2 separate regions of the Mus musculus genome follow, and region 2 is linked to region 1. Evidence: chromatin loops called from intact Hi-C (ENCODE). Cell type or tissue: left cerebral cortex. All regions are shown on one strand. Links, peaks and the distances in the headings refer to the core of each region. The heading gives the core; the rest is flanking DNA. Region 1 holds the start of Masp1 (mannan-binding lectin serine peptidase 1). Region 2 overlaps St6gal1 (beta galactoside alpha 2,6 sialyltransferase 1).

Region 1 (9,727 bases), core at 1-8,000:
CTCTTGTGAGCTTTTGTATCCTGGGACTCAGGGGAGCAGAGCTTGTGAACTGTCTGGTGTAGTTAAACAAACATGGGGTTCAAATTCACATGACATGGGTTGGGATCTTGACCTGCCATCTTCCAGATGGTACTACATGGGGCCAGAGAGATGCTCTTCAGGAAGCCCTGGAACCAGCACCCACAAAGTAGTTCAAAACCACCTGTAACTACAGCTTGGCCTCTGTGGGCACTGCACACATGTAATACACTTATATACAAAATACTCCTACGCATTAAAATACATACGTACATACATGCATAAAAAGTAAATGTTTCTAGTTTTATAGCTTTTTGAAGTAGGCACTACCTTAATAGACTTGATCTCTTAGAATATTTTGAAGCTTTTCAGATCCACTTTGTGATTATATTTTGTTTTGTTTTTGTTTTTTGGAAGACACAGCTTGAGTTTGTTCAGATTTTGCCCTCACCATTGTCCTGTCTTTAGCTTCTATGTCCTGGAGTTACAGACATGCTTGTCTAGTTTAGACTCACTTTAAAACCAAAACTCCTCACCCATGGCAATTCCCAGGAATATTGTCTGTATATTAGATACTCCATTGCATTCTGTATATATTTTTAATATTTCCCATTAAGCTACTTCCTTTCCATGGCCATGTACTGTGCTAATAAAATATAAACTTTTGACACAATATTCAAGGCCATCAGAGTCACACACTAGCCTTCCTTCTTCAAATCATACCTCTTGGTGTTGACTGTTGCATATCCTGTAATCCTAAACATTTGGTTATTATTTGGGTAACTTGGCAGTGCTTTAGAATACCTCAGCGTCTGACATAATTATGATTCTCTGTGATTCACTTATTCCTGAGTCTATATTCTTTCTCAGGAGGTTGAGCAGTGGCTATTGGCTACATTACAGACATTGAGATTGGAGGAGAGAGACTTGTTTTTAAGTGAGTCATTCCACCAGCACTCATAGGTTGGAACTTGGCTGACCACTCCCATTCCATCCTTCATTGCACTGTGTCCCTGAGAGTGAGTCTCCCTCACTAGATGCAACCCCATGAAGAAGAATGGTAGCTCTTCCCGGTTGGAGAGGGCTGGAGGTCTCACCTTCACATAGTCGTATTCACAAAGATAGGAGGATTCCAAGTTGAAGTGCATGAAGTAAAGCTTGATTCGAAACCCCTCCGGGACAGTAATATTCCATGTCACCTCAGAGTCACTTGGATAGGAATCTGGATAGCCAGGTGACTGGATCTGACCAAACATTTCGTTTAGCTCCACGGTATGGGCTGAAACCTCCGGCAGGGCGAGGCACAGAGCGTGGTAGAGGAGGAGCCGCCAGAAAGACAGGAACCTGAAAGACATGAAGGAGGTTTGGCTCACATCAGTGATTGTAGGTTCCCAGCACAGAGCTAAATATCTGCTCTTCTTTTCTCCTCCGACCTTGCATACCTGGTCGGCAGGATGTTTGGAGAAAGGAACTAGATGGTTTCTAAGACTGTTTTAGCTTTGCTCTTTTGAGCTCTCTCCACCAGCTGAGCAAGATGTCCAAAGGAAAGAAGGCCAAGGGGAAGAAGGTGCCCTCGCCCTCGCTGTCATCAAGAAAAAGGAGGCCAAAAAGGAGGTTAATCCTTTTTGAGAAAAGGCCCAAGAACTTCAGTATTGGACAGGACATCCAGCCCAAAAGAGATCCAACACGCTTCATCAAATGGCCCTGCTACATCAGGCTGCAGTGGCAAAGAGCCATCCTCTATAAGCGGCTCAAAGTACCTCCTGCCATTAACCAGTTCTCCCAGGCCCTGGACATGCCAACAGCTACACAGCTGCTTAAGTTTGCTCACAAGTATAGGCCAGAGACAAAGCAAGAGAAGAAGCAAAGGCTACTGGCCCATGCTGAGAATAAAGCTGCTGGCAAAGGGGATGTCCCAACTAAGAGGCCACCTGTTCTCCGAGCAGGAGTCAATACAGTCACCACCTTGGTGGAGAACAAGAAGGCTCAGCTGGTGGTGATTGCCCATGATGTAGACCCCATTGAGCTGGTGGTTTTCCTGCCTGCCCTGTGTTGAAAGCTGTGGGTGCCCTACTGCATCATCAAGGGAAAGGCCAGGCTGGGACACCTGGTCCACAGGAAGACATGTACCACTGTTGCCTTCACACAGGTTAACTCGGAAGACAAGGGTACTCTGGCTAAGCTGGTGGAAGCTATTAGGACCAATTATAATGACAGATATGATGAGATCCGTCACCACTGGGAAGGCAACGTCCTGGGTCCTAAGACTGTGGCTCGCATTGCCAAGCTGGAAAAGGCAAAGGCTAAAGAACTCGCCACTAAATTGGGTTAAATGTACACTAAGTTTTCTGTACATAAATATAATTACCAAAAAAAGTTGATATCCATAGTTAAGTTTTCTAGTAAGTACCACATTTGGGTTGCTGAAACCTGCTCTCTTACCCGGGAGAGCATAACTATCACAATTAGGTGATAATTGATATTGCTTCCTCAGCTGCCCCCCACTTAGGAACCATCAACTCTTTATGTAGCTTTAAAAGTGTAATCAACAATTGCACTATTGGGATAAAGCCCAAACATGGTGGAGGAATCTTCAGACATTGAACACATTTAATATTCCGGAAAGAAAAAGTTGTTCCCTACAAAGCCAGTAAATGTATCCCAAAACCTTGGAAAAAGACAGAATGAAGAAAATAAGTGTTGGGAAGCATTTTCCTATAACAATCAGAAGTTTATAATTCACTTCTGGAGAAATAAAATATAATGGACTGCTAAGAGAGTCGCAGGGGAGGAGGGCATGGGAAATACAGCATCAAACATGGATGATGCAATTCAGGATAACTAAGGCTGGCCATGGTCCTAAGGGTCGGGGCACTACAAGCACTTTCCCAGCAAGACCCATGGACCCTGAACTCAAGCATCTCAAACACGACTCCTTAGCTCCTCTTCTAACAGGTTCCTGTGATCGGTTTTGGTATTTTTAATTCCTGTGGGGGATGTGTGTGCATGAGTGTGGAGGCCAGAGAGCACCCTCAAGTGTTGTTCCTCAGGAGCCGTCTACTTTGTTTTCCCTGAGACAGCATCTCTCACTGGGAGTAGCCTCTCAACTGGGATTAGCAGCTCCCTCACTGACTACATTAGGCTGGCCAGCCAACCAGCCTCAAGCACCCTCCCATCTTTGCCTCCCCAAGTCTGAAATTAGAAGTTAGTGTCCTTGCCTGTCTTATCACATGGGCTCTGGGGATGGAACTCAGGTCCTCCTATTTGCATGGTAAGCACTCTGGACTCTGGCCATCCTCCAGTTCCATTTGTGAGTTTCTTTACTGCTGTGGCTGCCTGCCAGTTCTCCGAGCCCGATGCACTATGTGATAGTCACCAAGGCCTATTCATCCTGCTTCCTCTGCTTCAGAAACCCATCTCTTCTGTCTCTAATCAACTGCGTCATTTAAACTGTTACCATGACCTAAGTGATCTTTCTGTCCCTTCCCTCCTGGCTAAGTCTTCTACTCAAGTTGGTTTTCTAACACAGATGTAACCCTGCCACCTAGGCATGACATCTGTTTCTGAGGTGGCTGACCAGACCCTTTCCAACTTTATGCTGATCTTCCTCAAGACCACTTTTGGTTCTTCCCATACCTTGGCCTCACTATATGCACGCCTCACCCATCCCTGACATTCACTTCTAGTTCTTACTGCTTTCCCCTAGTTAGAATGTCCTATCATCCCTCTAGCTCCCACGGCCTCTGTTGGAGCAGCTAGCACACAGCTCTGCTTCCAACACAGCCTCTGAGGTTGGACGTTCCTGGGTACAAATCCCAGTTCCTCCACTGTAAAAAGCTGGGTAACTTGCTTCCCTGTGCTCTGGTTCCTTCACACATAGATGGGGTTATAATTCCTAATTTGTAAGGCTCCCATCATCATAAAGGCTGATGCATGTGAAGTATTTAGGAGGGAGTCTGTCATATAACAGATGCCAATGAGAAAGTAAAGGAAGGGCCTTAGAGAGAGAGTCTTAAATAACCTAGAAAGTCAAAGCTAGGAAACTCTGCCAAGAATTTGGATTAACAGTTATGTCTTTGTTAATCAGGAAGCCAATTCTGTGCCAAGACTTCCTTCCCCTGTACTCGGATGTAGGTACACATAAGTATATTTAGGAATTTTCCAATGTGCACACAGTGAATAAGTACATGTCCAGGTCACCTAGCTGTTTAATGTCGTAGATACATTAAAGGTGAAACAGATACATGTAGAAAGGTCTAGAGGGATTAGCCTGGCTCTCTGTAGAATGAGAATGCAAGTGTTTTCGTTTTGTGTGAGTGGGATTTTTCGTTGAGGGGTTGCATAGATGGCTCAATGGTTCAGAGCGCTTGCTGCTCTTGCAGAGGACCTGGGTTCAGTTCTCAGCATCTACATCAGATGGCTCACACGCATTTGTAACTCATGTTCAGGGGAGCAGCGTGTATGCTCTCCTCTGGCCTCCACGAGTACCTGCATGCTCTGGACACATACAGACAAGGAGGTAGGCAGGCATACCCGTCAATAAACATTTAAAAAGAAAACACATTGATCATGCATTGCTCTTACTCACAAAGAAAATAACATCATCTTAAAATTTTCCCCAAGGCCCGTGCAATCGTGACATGTGGGATGCTAGTAGGAAAACAACATGTTTCAATCCAGGGGCCAAGGTCAATATTGTCCTAAAGCAATCAGCAAAGGAAGGGCTTTGGAGGCAGAGAAAGAAGGCACAGGTCCAAGTTACCTAGTGAATTTATAGGAAAAGGGAATTCAGGGGCTAACATTCGAGGCCCAGGAACCCCATTTCTGACTGAGGAAATGTACGTTCCTTACTGGGACTGAGACTATCTAGCATGGGAGGATGGATTTAACTCTAGGCCTTGACGTTACTCTCCTGCCCAGTTTGGGGAAGTCGAGGGAACCCTCCATTTGTTTCCTCATCTTACACATGGTAATAATGGTGACTTCCCACAGGACTGTCTGCTCGGGAGCATTCGGATGAGCTTCAAGTATCCAGCCCTGGGCAAAGGCTTGTTCTGATGACTCTGCCACACCACACGCTGAAAGGCCTGAGCTTTGGCTCACAAGCCCAACTTCCCTGCAATAGTGACAACTGAATTGCACAAGGCTGAAAGGTCGACTTTCTCCCCATGTGCTTTTTCCCCAGAACACACAGAGGAGAAAGCCTCCTCAGGCCAGTTCTGCTGAGGCTGGCATCTGACTGACCCCTCAGCCCAGGCCTCGGGGCCCTGTGCGGTTAGGCAGCCGGTGAATGTGCGTACACGAGAAGCCTGTGGAGTGTTCTGTTCTTTGCATCTCGAGACAGACTTAGATGCATGAAGCAGATATCTCCATTCATGTGAGAGGCTGAAACATATGCTTGCTTGCTTGCCTTAGGGGCTGTGAACCAAAGGAGGCACACGGCAGCGTTCGCTTCTCATCGCAATCCTGTTTTGACTTCTTCTGCACCAGGCACCGGCTGTATAAGTCCTGACACCTGTTATCTCTCCCCCAGCAGATCAAAAACAGTCGAGCTGCATTTGTTTGAAATGTCAAAAGTGATACAGAGAGCTGGGATTTCACAGTCTCCGTGATAAGAGCAGGCCATCAGAGACACATAAAGAAGCTAGGAGAGTCAGACTGTGGCGTCAGGGGCACGCCCTAGCTTCTCCATTTGCTCCGCTCATTTCAATGTACACGCCACCAACACTCCATTTTTAAGATTCAGTGTTGGAAGAGACTACAGAGCTCCCTTACCCACCAGCCTCACTTGACAGACGATGAAAAGTATATCCTAAGAGATGGCATATCATGCCAAATACCATATGGTGAATTAACTCCAACAGAAGAAAAGAATAACAAAAGCTCAGAGAAGAAGTTGGATCCATGCCCGTATCATGCCCAGGCATCTGGCCAAAGCAATTAATCCTGTGAAAAAATAATTAAAAAAAAAACCCCATAGCTTTATGTGGAAATTAAAAAAAAATACTAATGTTTGAACCCCTCCCCTGTGCACGAAACTCTGTTCTATCGCCTGGGGACTGGCATTCCTCGAGTACCATAGACCATTGTAATCTGCAGCTGGGATTGAGAGCCTCATAGAATATATCAGGAAAATGATTGGAGCCCAAAGACACAAGAATGAGTCTGGGCCTTTTCCAGATCATCAGTGTGGCCCTGGGCAAGTTGCTTAATGGCTTCTATCTCATGTTCCCATTAATCCTTATGTCACATGAAACCCGAAGCCAGGATGAAGCAATGCTCATGAAAGTGACTCAAGTGCTGTGTGCCTGTGAGTCCAGACCCCTGAGAGACAGCCAGCAGGACACTTTCCTAGAACTTCTTTTTGATATTCAGTAATTGAATTCGACTCTGTCATAGTTACTGAATTTCTACTAGAAAGGAACATGATGTTAGGTGCTGGTCACATGACCATGAAGACCTACAAAGATGAAGACATTGGTTACATCCCTCGGAAGTGGGAAGTGGACATTTAAATCAGTAGCCACGCCAGAGATGACAAGAAATATGGCCACAGATGAGAACAAAGGAAGAGATGCCATGTCTGAGGGATGGAGATCAGAAACGAGGACACAATGTTGAGCGAAATACCTGGGAGGGTTGTCCTAAATTGAGGGTTAAGCATATACAACGGTGAGCTTTTGGGATGGCTGAGGCACAGGTAAGGCAGAATATCATTCCACAGTACAAAGGAAGAAAAGCCATTGTTTCAGAAGAAGGGAAAAATGAACAAAACCAAAGGACAACTTTACAAGATCAGAATGACGGAATGAACTTTTAGAGACAGCTCTTCCTCCTAGGCATAGGTCAATGCAATCCAAAGTTACACAGATGGAAGCTCACTCTTTATTGGCCCTGGACTGAGCAAGTTACCAGGTGACTGAAGAAAAGAAACAAATAGAAACTTTCCTGATTTAAAGGAAAGCGAATGGAAAATAGGTGTGTAGGGACTTAACACATCTCCAGAGTGTGTTTCCTTGCTCTTTTTGACACTTACAAGTGATAACAATAATTAGGATAGTTGGGGTTTCAGACTCTGGTAAAGCTTATAAGAAATGCCTGGTGAGGAACATGAAGGGACACAAGAAACAGGGAAGGTTGAAGAGCTTCAAGCCCATTAGAATTTAAAGTGGTAGGTTTCTGAATCCCACATGCTCCTTAAAAAAACTGTGGTGTCTCTTTAAGAGCCATTTGGTGCATTTCCTAGCCTGATTCATGTCACCAGCTGCCTCTGATTTCAGTGAGAAATGCAGAATTTATAGGGAACTGTAAAATGGGGACAGGTTTCTAGTTTTCTAAATTGAGGTTTAACTGGCAAACTTCTGAAGGCTCAAGAAACCACAAGTGAGGCTGTGGGGGGAACTGTTGTCTTTTCCGGTCAGAAAAAAAAAATATAAACACACAAACACATTATCTAACTCTCAAAGTGTTGGGAGAAAGAAATCAGTGCTCTTTGCCGAGCAGCAAAAAGAAGAATCAGCCTTGTGGGCAGGAGGAGGAGGAGGATCGCATTGGCCAGTAGGCAGCACCCTGTGCTGGCAGAGAGAGAAATCTGAGCCTCAGCCTCGCCAGGAGCAGGCTTTGCACAAACTATCTGGTTTCAAGTTGCGACTCTCCGGAGTCCCTGGGAAGGTGCCCCAGGGACAGGGCCCCCAGGATTGATGAGACTCCCCCATCCCCAGCCGCCCAGAGGATAAGCAGGTGAGTCTGCCTAGAGACAAGGTCAGACCCAGCGGGCTGCTCTCCACTCGGTCCCCTGACCAGGCACTCACCTCATTTTCCTGCTCTGTGAGCTCCTGGCTTTGGTTCCTTCTGCCAGACTTGTCTGTGAGCTCGTCCCAGTCCCCGGTGTGGTGTCAGCGATGCCTTATCTTTGTTCTGAGGTCCCTGTGTGTCTCTGGAATTGGCTGGCATTCTCCATTCAGGTCACGCCTTCTCCTGCCTGCAACAGATCCCCTCTCCCCCTCTCCCTCTGGCTTTCCCTCTCTCCTCTCTCTGTCTGAGCTTATGTACACTCGGAGGGACCTGACAGACTGTTTCCTTGCAAGATCTGTTAGCCAGTCCCCTCCTAGGGAGGGACTGCAGCCCTTGAGAAAAAAATCTGAGAGACTTAGAGGTGTGTGTGTGTGTGTGTGTGAGAGAGAGAGAGAGAGAGAGAGAGAGAGAGGAGAGAGAGAGAGAGAGTAATTTCTCTTCAGCCTCCCTTGCCTGATGGCTATAATTGTTCTACTTTAGGACCCCAGCAAAAGAACAATTAAACAGAAACAGCCAACTAAAAAGGCAGTTCTAGGAGATTATAAAAAAGAAGGCAGATTCCAAGCCTCAGCCTGTTCGTGGACATCCACAGGTTTTTTTTTTTTTTTTTTTTCCTTCTGAAAACCTCGTGGCTGGCCCCGCTGGTGAGGGAGCACCAGTTCCTGCAGTTGGCTACTTACTCTCCCCACTTGAAAGGCTGCTGCGTGGCACTGTCTAACTGCAAGCATGCAGAGATCTAATTTACCCAGTTGGGAAAAAGGCTTCAGCAAAGCCAGAGAGCCAGGTGCCCCATGCATCTAGAAAGAACTGTGCCTGTGTGCTGTCAGTGCCTCAGGCCCCATAGAGAAACGTACAGCAGATCTATGCTGAGCTGAGTAATAAGAGAGCCCTCTTCCTAAAGACAGCACCACATATAACCCTCTCCACAGCTAACCCCTACTGTAACTCCACCACAGTATCATCTCTGCAGTCCGACATCTCAGTCCGACAGAGGCCCTTCCACAGTAATAACCCCAACACACAAAAGTGGCAGCCTGCGCTGAAGGGCGTGTGAGGTGGGTGGGCCCGCTCACCTGCATCATTTCAGCGCCAGGCACAAACGCTGTCTAAATCACTTCCACAAACTTCTGAGGGTTCTCTCTGATGGATCTTTTCCAGGTGGGAAAATGATGTCTTAACAAGATTATAGGACTGGCCAAGGCATCCAGGATCCCACTACCACTTCTGGAGCCATTGCCACCTCAAGCCAGCTGTTAGAAGAGCCACTGGGCGCTAACCCTGGCCCCACTCGTTCCTTCGAGAACCTTGTCCAGGCCTGTGGTAGCATTATAACTCCAGTAAAGAAAGTGCCCAGAGGAAGTGGTCATACACTTAGGAAGGGAGGAAGAAGTCCATCTCTCATGGGTTCCATGACACCACGTCTCGGTAACGTATCACAGAGCACGTGGCGTTTGCAAACCACATACATCCACTAACAGAGAAACCGAGTCCTGAACTATTTCAAGCGCTTTAGATGCTGATCCAGACTTTAACGGTGATCTATGTTTTCTGACCAACCTGGCTGCGTACAGCACTGTTTCAGATCCCATCTCTTTGTTCGCTGAATGGAAACTGTAACGAGGCACAAGTGAGAATTTGAGGATGAGCTGCTTTTCAGTCATGCAGAAGGCCACCTGCCACCTGAATCAAGGTGCCAAACACATTCTCCACCCTGAGATAGCTCTCCTTGACGTATTTTGGGGGGAGCAAAGATTTGACATTTACTGTAACCCCTTCTTGTCTTTCCTCCAAGTTCTCCAGTTTAGCTTTCCTGAGTGCCAGCCTTGTGTGATTGGCATGATTATGAGGCTCTGGCTGATAATGTAGTGTAAGTGTGTGTGATGAGGAGGGAGGTTTGAACTCAGGCATTGCCCGA
Region 2 (9,727 bases), core at 504-8,503, 280 kb before region 1:
CTTTGGAAGCGAGTGACTGACAAACTTCCCATACCCCCCTGTTCCTCTCTTCTCAGGATCCTTAACTTTGTTCATTCATTCAATAAATCTCGAGTTCCCGCTGCATGCCATGCACAGCGCTTGCTTTAGGATGTAGACAAATAAGCTCTTTCTTTTCTTCCATCCAGAACTTGCTCAGAGGTACACATGACTGAATGGTTACAAGTTAATTGATGCATGTGATGATTCAAGTGTGTCAGCCTAGGGAGAAAGGTTTCGAAATGTTCTCTGAAAGAGGAAACAGCTCAGCTAGGTGTCCGAAGGTAGCAGGGTTACCCTTTTGACAGGAGGGTGAGAAAGGGCTATATATACAACAGAGGGTCAAGGGTGAGGGTCAGCATGCTGATGTGTTGAGGTTGATCCTGAGGAGGAACATCAGAGTCGGGAAGTGGTGAGAGACGAGGCTAGGTACTTGTGTGCGCAGGACAGTCTTTCCTCATTCCCTCTGTACCATGCACTATTATTACCTGTTTTTGTGGGCGAGGAAACAAAAGCGGAGGCAGTCTGGTGACTTGTTCAAAGGCAGATCATTCGGTGAGCTGAGGTGCTTGGGCATCTTGCTCTCCAGTCAGGCATTTGGCCTTCACTCCAGGGCCTGCAGGGGCAAGCTGAAGTCTGGTTTTTGCTGGCCAAGATAACCTTCCTTGTCTTTCAGTCTTTCCAGGGGAGCATCCCTGGTCAAATCTTTGTTTATCCACCTGCCTCTCAGCATTAGTCCCCTTTGCTACACCAAGGCCGGCTGCCTGATGTCCCCCTCTCCTGTGGCTTGGTTTTGTCTTCTATTTATTCAGCCAACCAGTAGACTAGAAATGTCAAAAGAAACCTTTATGTGTGACAAAAAGGATGATGAAGGGCTTTTTTTTCTTAAAACATTTCAGATTCCTATGGGAGTTTAGGCATTACCTGGGACACATCTGGGATTGGCATGGGCATTGTGGGGGGTCTGGAGGGGTGGAGCAAGGGTCTGTGGCTGGACTGGACTGGTAGGAAGGATTTGGGAAGGAACGGAATTCACTTACAAACAAAACTGTTCTGTCTTACCCAACCATAAATGAGCTCTTGGGCTGTTGTCTTCATCTCCCAGAGTAATTTCTGGTTTGGAGCTGGTCTTTGGTTAGGTGTAGCATAGATACTCAAAGTAAAGTTTATTGAAAATTATTAAATTGAGAACTCAAAGACAGATCATTGAAATTACGGGCTGAAATAAAACCATAGAATTACAAAAAAAATAAAATAAAAACAAAAACAACAACAACAACAACAACAACAACAAAAACAACTGAGGAGAACACAAACGATGTTCTTAGAGAAAATTAATAGATAACCTGCAAGTATCATGGCAGCTTAGTGGAGGACACTCTCCCAGAGTAAGTGAAGCTCTGGGTTCAGCCCCCAGCAACGTACACACCTTGGTAGGGGAACTGGATGTAGCCATTAAACACCAAGATGGTGGCAGCGTAGGGGAGCCTAAGGAAAATCCATAGCATGTGCTGAGGACAACAGAAATAGACCTGAAGTCTCAAGGTTGTACCAAGGGGGTCCTTTAGAATGACCATAGGGGGATTTCTAAGAATTCTATTTAAAAAATCTTTATTGCATGGGAGTTGTATAAGGTCACTGTCATGTAAATATATAATGTGCTCTGATCACACTTCCTTCCAATCCCTATGGTCAACCATCAGGGAACCCTTAAGAGGCACACGTCATTCTTGTCATTGCCCAAAACTTGGTCCCATACCACAGCTGGCTGCAGAGGTCTCCAGATGGGGGTTGTCTGATCTGGAAGTTGGCGCCAGAGAAGGCTTTTCAGTACTGACAGTTATGAGGGTAAAATTGACTGAATGCTAAACCAGACAGGACAGCCTGGGAGATCACAGCTCTAAAAACAAACCCAGAACAGAACAACTTGCTTAGGCTTATCTAAATGGCATCATTGACCCATGAGTGGGCAGAGGGCAGATCAGGTGAGAGACTCAGATGAGCAGGACATTGTCTTTTCATGGGTTTTGGGGACGCAATCGTGTAGACAACCTCCAGGCAAAAGAAAGCACACTGTAGATCACAAGACTCATAAGCTGCTGCGCGGTGGAGGGAGGCCTCTTGGAGGAGACTGTTTGGCCTGGGTGCTGAAGGTGAGTTCTGCGGTTTGATTTGAGAAAAGGGAGTCGTGAGAATACTGAGGAGGAGTGAAGTGTGTGGCCTGCAGGGCCATTGTGAGTGACTTGTGGCCGGAGAGCAAGGGCGAATGCATGCACAGCTGCTCTTGACCGTGTAGCCTCGGCATGCTAGCAAGCACACACCAGTTTGGATAAACTGAACGTTTGGCCCTGGTGTATAAACTGAAGCCATGATCTCTCTGAGGCAGGGTTGGGGAAAAGCTTTATCGTAGATATGAGGCATCTGGAAGAGGCGAATACAGAATGAGAGAGAGAGAGAGAGAGAGAGAGGGAGAGAGAGAGAGAGAGAGAGAGATAGAGAGAGAGAATAGATTGAACATAGCCACCAGACTGGACCTGGCCATGAGAGGAGAGAGAGAAGGATGGGGAGAGCGAGAGAGGAGAGAGAGTGTGGGCAGAGGAGACCAAGAGAGGATGCCTAGAGAGGAAGACAAGAGAGCAAGTAGCCAAAAATAGTAGGGTTCTATAGGAATGAGAAGCTGGGGGAGGGGAGCCCAGGAGCTGGAGAAGTTTAGGCTAGGGGGAGGGGTGAAGGAGCCTGGAGGCCTCTGTATGCTTTGATAGGCTAATAGGCCCACCGATAACCTTCTATCCTCCTTGATAGTGACAAGAAATTGGCTGCTTTGATAGGGGAAATGGGTGCCAGAATTTTGGGGGATGGAGTTTTCTTTGGCCCTGACAGCAGCCCCATGTAACACAGTTGTTTTTCCTGCACTGATGAAGGCACGGTATTCAAAGTGGTTTACCTAAAGTAATTCAGTGTAAAGTTGTGCCTTAAACCCTGTGGGCTCTCTGAATTCCAAAGCCTGTGGTTTCCTCTTGTGCTATGACTTGTGGGCCATAGGGACACCTGATTAGCTACCTTACTGAAACAAACTTTACAAAAGGCAAATGTGAGATATGCTTTTCACAGATTGCAATTTTTTTAAGCATGAAATAGTTTATTTAGGGCATGGGGAAGGGAGTTGAGAGGGTAGTAGGGACAGAGAAAGTGAGGGAGGGGGCGGGGAAGAAGGAGAGGGTAAGAGGAGAAGAGATGGGAGGGGAGGGGAGGGGAGGCTGGCCATAAACACATGGAGGGGGTGGGGGGAGAAGGGGTGATGAGGGAAGAGGGCAAGAGAGTAAGGGAGCAAGAGCCACAGGCAGCATTTTATCAATGAGCTTCCTATACATGTACTTACATACTTCTATTTACCTGTCAAAGAAACTATACTTTAGCTTATGGTGTCTTAGTTACTGTTACACTACTGTGAAGAGACATCATGACCATGGCAAACTCTTCTAAAGAAAGCATTTGATTGGTGGCTTGCTTACAGTTTTAAAGAGTTAGTCCCTGATTGTCACAGTGGGAAGCAGACAGGTATGGCACTGGTGCCTTAGCTAAGAGTTTTCTATTCTGGTTCACAGGCATCAGGAGAGAGACAGAGACAGAGACAGAGAGACAGACACAGAGAGACAAAGACAGAAACACAGACAGAGAGACAGACACAGACAGACTAGACCTGGCATGGTCTCTTGAAACCTCAAAGCCCACCCCCAGTGACACACCTTCTCCAACAAGGCCATAGCCCCTAATCCTTCCCAAACAATTCTATTCCCTTTAAATGTAAGCATTTAAATTATGAGATATGGAGACCTTTCTTGTCTGAATCACCTCAGGTTGTAAATTTTGTAGCTAAAGTTTTAGATTTGACAACAATCTATTGTCCAGACTCTCTAGTATCTCGCTGCTATATGATCCCAGCATACGTAATGACACCCTAATTTCCTTCTCATTAAAAGGTTTTTTGTTTTGTTTTTTTGTTTTTTGTTTTTGTTTTTTTTTTTTTTGTTTTTTGTTTTTTGTTTTGTTTTTTTTTTTTTTTTTTTTGAGACAGGGTTTCTCTTGAGTTCTGTCCTGGAACTCACTTTGTAAACCAGGCTGGCCTCAAACTCAGAAATCCGCCTGCCTCCCAAGTGCTGGGATTAAAGGCATGCGCCACCACCGCCCAGCGTGTCATGAGTTTTTAAAGTTTAAATTAGGCTACAGATATTACAGGATGCATAAAGATAGAAGAGCCACATAGAGGGTTTGCTACTGTGGACACAGGCTTTGCCTTCCCGAAGGTGTACAACGGCTGAAGCACCCACAGGTAGGTGTCTGAGTGCTCCTAGCCACAGACTGGGTCCCTGAAGTGTTGAAATAAGTGACTTGGTCAAGAGGCACAACACTCTGCATCCTGATTCAGATAAGCAGCCCTGGCTTTCAGTGGGAGGCGGCAGAGAGGGCTTGGCAGGCACCTGTGTTGCCTGGCCTGGTGAGGGAGTCTTTCTCCTGTCTTCCAGCTTGCTGGGGAATGCCTGGGCTAGGGAGTTGGTCTGGATGGCTGTCAACAGCTCAGCGAGGGTGGAGGAGGGTGTCCAGACGTGTGTACTACAAGGAGGAATGTGAGAACTGCCAGGCAAGCAGTTCCCCTTCCATATCTGGGAAAGGCTGGTGGTCGGGAAAGAGACAGGCAGGATAGGGTTGGCAGGATGTGTGGTAGCAGTCTTCATTCTGTATGGGTACCTATGAGGACAAACTATATTCAGGAGGAAGGGCATCTAGCTCTCAGGCTGTTTTAATGTGGCCTGGAGTATCTTCCTTCTACTTTAGGAAGAATAGAGAGGGCCCTGGCATGGCCTGGAGGCTCAAAAGCCTTAGCATAGGGGAATGTGTGCCCACATGTGTAGGCATGGCCACACTACTGTAAATACCTAGTGCACCCCGTAGTGTTGAAGGGCTCCACCTGTCTGAATCCACCGATCTTTCAGCTTATGAGAGCCAGGCCTATGTCACCATGCTCAGTGGTAGACAGCCTTAGCCTTGCCCAAATGAGGCCCTGAAGCTGACAGAGAAAAGAGGATTTCTTTCATCTCTTGAACCGTAGTTATTTGTTAGAATGCGGTTTCTTGGATGGTTAGTATTGTGCACAGCTTCAAGCCCAGCACATGACTGAGCACTGGGGCGTCTCCTGGAATGAGCTCAGCAACCCTGGTGGTCATAGGCCACGCTTGGCCTCGACACATGCACAGCAGCCCTGCAGGGGAGGCCGGGAGAGCAGGTAGAGGGAGCCGTAGCCGTCTGGGGCAAGCACCACCTTGCAGCTGTGCTCGGCTCATGAAAGAGTCCTTTTTTCCTACCTGTCAATTACGACCTTCGGAGGGAGAGTCAAGCAGAAATGGAAGAGGAAGTGTGGTGTGGCTCTCCATGTGAACTATGCTGGGGAGCCAGGCTTGGAGCCTTGCTTGTCTGAGCCCCTTGGGAACCAAGTATATCAGAGTTTGTTCCAGATGGGAGAGGGAAGGAGGCAGCCTGCCAGCTCTGACAAATGCTGCTTGCTGTAGGGCTGGAGGCTGCTGGCCCAGGGCCTGAGCTGGAGGAGGCTAATGATAGTGTGAGGAATCAATCAATCCCCCAGATGAGGGAGGCTTCCTGCTAGAGGCATGTGGCTGCTTTTCTTTTCATCTTCACAATGAATGTCTTATTCTGGGCTGTCCATTTGGGAAAGGGAGGGAGCAGGCAAAGAGGAGCCCTGCAGCCTCGCCCAGGGCAGCACTCCTGCATTGGAAGCGTCTGTCCGTCCGCCCTACCCATGCCTTCAGGGACCGTCTTGGTGACTCAACAGGATGAGGCTGAGCAGTTTGCTGCTACCCAGTCACCTTTACAGTCTCCCTTCCTCAGGAAGCCCTTAGCTTTTGGGGGAAAGTCACATGCTTTCCAGCTAGGTGGACTTGGGTTTAAATTCTAGATGTGTTGTTTGTTGTTAACTCTTTGAACTTGGAGACTGAACTTCTCAGATGCTCATTTTGCGTCCTAGTCTGCAGTAATTCTTCCAACATCATAGCATTGACATGCATGCTTCAAGTAGAGCTGGACACATGACTGTGATCAACAAATAGCTGTTTCAAAGACCACAACTCAGTATCCAGAATCTACAAAGTACTGCAGAGAGAGGGGTGGTGGTGGTGGCAGAGACAGACACACGAGAGGTGGGGGGCAGAGACCCAGGAGACAACTGCCAATCTACAATAGGCTGAAGAAAAAGGAACAGGTAGATCTCAAAAGAAGAAACACAAATGGTCAGCAAATGTTTTAAAAAGTGTTCAACATCCCTAGTCATCAGGGGAATGATTTGAGATACTTACTGTCACATCCTAGTCAGAATGGCTGTCATCAATATATCTGATTACAAATGTTGGAGAGGATGTAGGGGAAGAGAAACCATTATCCATTGCTGTGCGAGTCCAAATTATACAGCCATGGTGCAAATAAATGGAGACTCCACAAATAAATAAATTTTAAAAAATTGCCGTAAATATTTAAAAAGAACCGCCAAGTTCCTACGCTCCATCCAACTACTCTCTGCCCACCAACTCTCTGGCAGGGCCGGAGCTCCCGAGTTCCCTTCGCTGCCATACCAGCCCCATGCAACGACCGTCTACCCCTCAGCCAGCGACCACAACACCCAGCAACCTGGTAGAAACAAAACTCTAGAAGTTTATAATTAAGTCAGATTTATATATCAATAAATTCTCAATTCACAAGATGCCCACACAATAATTTCAGAGCCAATCAATAATGATATAAGCTGCCCACCTAGATCAGACAAGTTATCCCAATTATTCCATTCCTATATGATATTCATAACTACCTGTGGCTATTTAAAACCATGTGAGATCAGGATCTTCTTCCTGTCTGTCCGCCTCCATCTTGGCTTCTTTTCTCTCCTCTCTGAGTCGTTCTCTGACCCTGCAACTCTTCACTCTGCTTCCCTTTTCCCTGTCCAATCACAGGCCTCCTGCTGCCCCACCATTGTCCTCCTGGGCAATGAGACTCTATGCCCTACCACAGAGATACTTGAACCTCCATCTGTGTTCATTGCTGCTCTTTTTTACAGTAGCAAGGAAACAGAATCAACTTAGATGGCATTCAACAGATGAATGGATTATGAAAATGTGGAACTTTCACAGAGCGGGATACTATACAGCTGTGAAGGAAAAAAGAAAGAAAGAAAGAAAGAAAGAAAGAAAGAAAGAAAGAAAGAAAGAAAGAAAGTAAGTTGCAGGAAAATGGAAGGTCCAGAAAAGTATAATGTTGAGTGAGGTGACTTTACCTCGGAAAGGCAACAAGCCACATGTCTGTCCTCATATTCGGCTTCTGTCCTGTAGTCTATATGTGCCCTAGGTCAATGGGTGTGAGTGGGGGCAAACTTTAGAAAGGAGGCCACGTAAGGAAGGACAGAGTGTAGGCAGAAGGGCCAGAGTCAGGGAAGAGAGTATTAAAGCTGTTACTTTCTAGTTTCAACGTCATCATAGTGTTTTCTTTTCTTTCATTCTGTAGGGAGTGGGTATGTGGATTCAATTTTCCTGTTTCCAAGTAGCAACAATCATGTTTGCATTCCAGAAGAGTCCAGCATGTGTTCTTCCTTTGAGGCAGTGCTTGTGGAAGCTGGGCCTTCTTTTTAATTCCATTGACCACTCGAGCAATAGAAGTGGACATGACTAGTGCCTTAGTTAGGGTTGCTGAGAAGAGACACCATGACCAAGTCATCTCTTGTAAAGGACAACATTTAATTAGGGCTGGCTTACAGTTGCAGACGGTCAGTCCATTATCATCATGGTAGGGAGCATGGCAGTGTCTGCTAGAGGAGCTGAGAGTTCTATATCTTGATCTGAAGGCAGCCAGGAGTGGACCTGAGCATAGGAGACCCCAAAGCCTGCCTACACAGTGACACACCTCCTCCAACAAGGCCACACCTCCTAATGGTGGCACTCATTCCCCATGAGCCAAGCATTTGAGCACATGAGTCTGTGGGGGCCATTCCTAGTGCAGCTACCACGATGAGTTTGGAAGATTTGTCATGTCAGCCCACTTAGAAAGTGTGATCCTTTCGTTTAGATTTATTTACTCTAGTTCATGGTTATGAATGTTTTGCTTGCATGTGTGTCTGTGCATCACATGCACGCCTGGTACCCAAGGAAGTCAGAAGATGACATCTGATTTCCTGGAATTGGAGTGATGGCTGCTTGTGAGCTGCCATGTAGGAGTCAGACACAGGTCCTCTGCATGAGCGAGTGCTCAGAACTGCTGAGCCACCTCCCCGACCCTGAAAAAGTGATTGAAATAATGTTTTGGGGAGAGCGACTTTGTAACCTGATACTATCCCTTTTTTCTTCCCTTTCTTTCTTTTATAACTGTATCTACTTAACTATATCAAATCATTTATTCCATTATTTAACTTGTAAATCACATTTCTTTACATAAAGTGTGGCTTTAACTACAAAATTCAAGGCGGCATCTCTTTTCAATGGTTATTCTCAGTTGTTGCTCACCCAGTGGACCAGATTCTGCTAGGCACTGCACAGACAAAGGCAGGAGAAACAATTTCTGGAGGAGCTGTCAGTCTGTGAGGAGAGAGGGCCGTGTGTAGTGGAGCATAAGAGATGGACCAGTTGCGGAGGGAGGAGGGAGAATGACAAGGCCAGAGAAGAGATAGGAAACTCTCCCTCCAAAAAGAGTTTTCCAGACATTTAAGGTAGGAATCAGGAGGAAATAGTGGGACCAGATATGATGGTCACTGTTGGAATTTGGCCCTAGACATCATGAGGTAGTGGCTTCCTTGACAAGCAACCCTTTAGGGCATCTACTCCTGCTGGCATTTGAGTCCACCTAGGTTGCGTTAGGACAAGGTCTACAGCCTCTTCCCAGCTGGTGGATCAACACTGGCAGGAATGCCGCCAAGGTTGATTATAGGAGAACATTATGGGCTACTTGTCAGCTCAGGGTTCAGGTCAGAGGGGGGCTTTCCAAAGGAGTGGGGGCCTGGGGATTCATCATTAGACAAGATCTACAGATGCAGAGCTTCCAGAGGCAGAGCAGGATTCAGGTAGTGTGGGCAGGAGGAGCTTCACAATCCAGGAGGGAGAGAGAGAGAGAGAGAGAGAGAGAGAGAGAGAGAGAGAGAGAGAGAGAGAGAGAGAGAGAGAGAGAGAGAGAGAGAAAGTGGGCAAGAGTGATGTCTGCTGTTGTTGGAAAGTTCAGGGACATCGCAGGCTGCATTTAATGTCAAGAAGAACTGGGGGATTCAAGGTCTCAGTAATCTACTAACAATTTGGCGCACGCCCTGGGGCGGGCATTTGATGAGTTATTTGAGACAGAAACATAAGATCTACAAGGCTGTTACGGGTCATTTAGCTGATGAGGAGAAGAGCAAATGTAGGGCATCTTCAGTTGCTGGGCTCCACTCCCTGCCCAGGCAGAGTACAGGGCTTTGTGTTTCTCTAATTCGGTCCAATTAAATCCAGTCTGCACCATGCCTGCCTCACAAAGGAAATAAAGGCGAGACATGGTGACTCACCTCCATCCTGCTGGTCTCCCTAGCTCAGATGCCATCTCCTTGGTCCTGTGTCCTACCTCTGGCTTCTGTTAGTATATCTCAATGTAGTCTCGATTCTGCCCTAAGCTAATGAAATTGAAGTCTCTGTAGGGT

What was found. Peaks named below come from ENCODE experiments on the same cell type or tissue, not always from the same donor. Only the 100,000 strongest peaks of a DNase experiment are listed, where the experiment ranks them.
Region 2: a loop joins it to region 1, with 1.8 times the contacts of the local background. A loop is called at or near these places in 2 of 42 quality-filtered maps.

Annotation. Positions count from the first base shown.
Region 1 is chr16:23,512,717-23,522,443 of GRCm38, forward strand. It overlaps Masp1 (mannan-binding lectin serine peptidase 1), which reads right to left and starts at 8,099. Exons shown (of 11, transcript NM_001359083.1): 1 at 7,830-8,099; 2 at 1,116-1,362. The coding sequence starts at 7,834. It also overlaps the pseudogene Gm49514 and a transcript of Rtp4 not described here. In left cerebral cortex, for the core only: no CTCF peak of the experiment used is centred there; DNase peaks (open chromatin) are centred at 3,275, 5,463, 5,753, 7,286 and 2 more places; H3K4me3 peaks cover 1,717 bases; H3K27ac peaks cover 2,740 bases.
Region 2 is chr16:23,235,270-23,244,996 of GRCm38, forward strand. All of the region lies in intron 1 of St6gal1 (beta galactoside alpha 2,6 sialyltransferase 1), which reads left to right. Among named protein-coding and RNA genes, the nearest start is that of BC106179, 15 kb to the left of the region's middle. In left cerebral cortex, for the core only: a CTCF peak has its summit at 4,548; DNase peaks (open chromatin) are centred at 4,571 and 5,577; H3K27ac peaks cover 1,414 bases.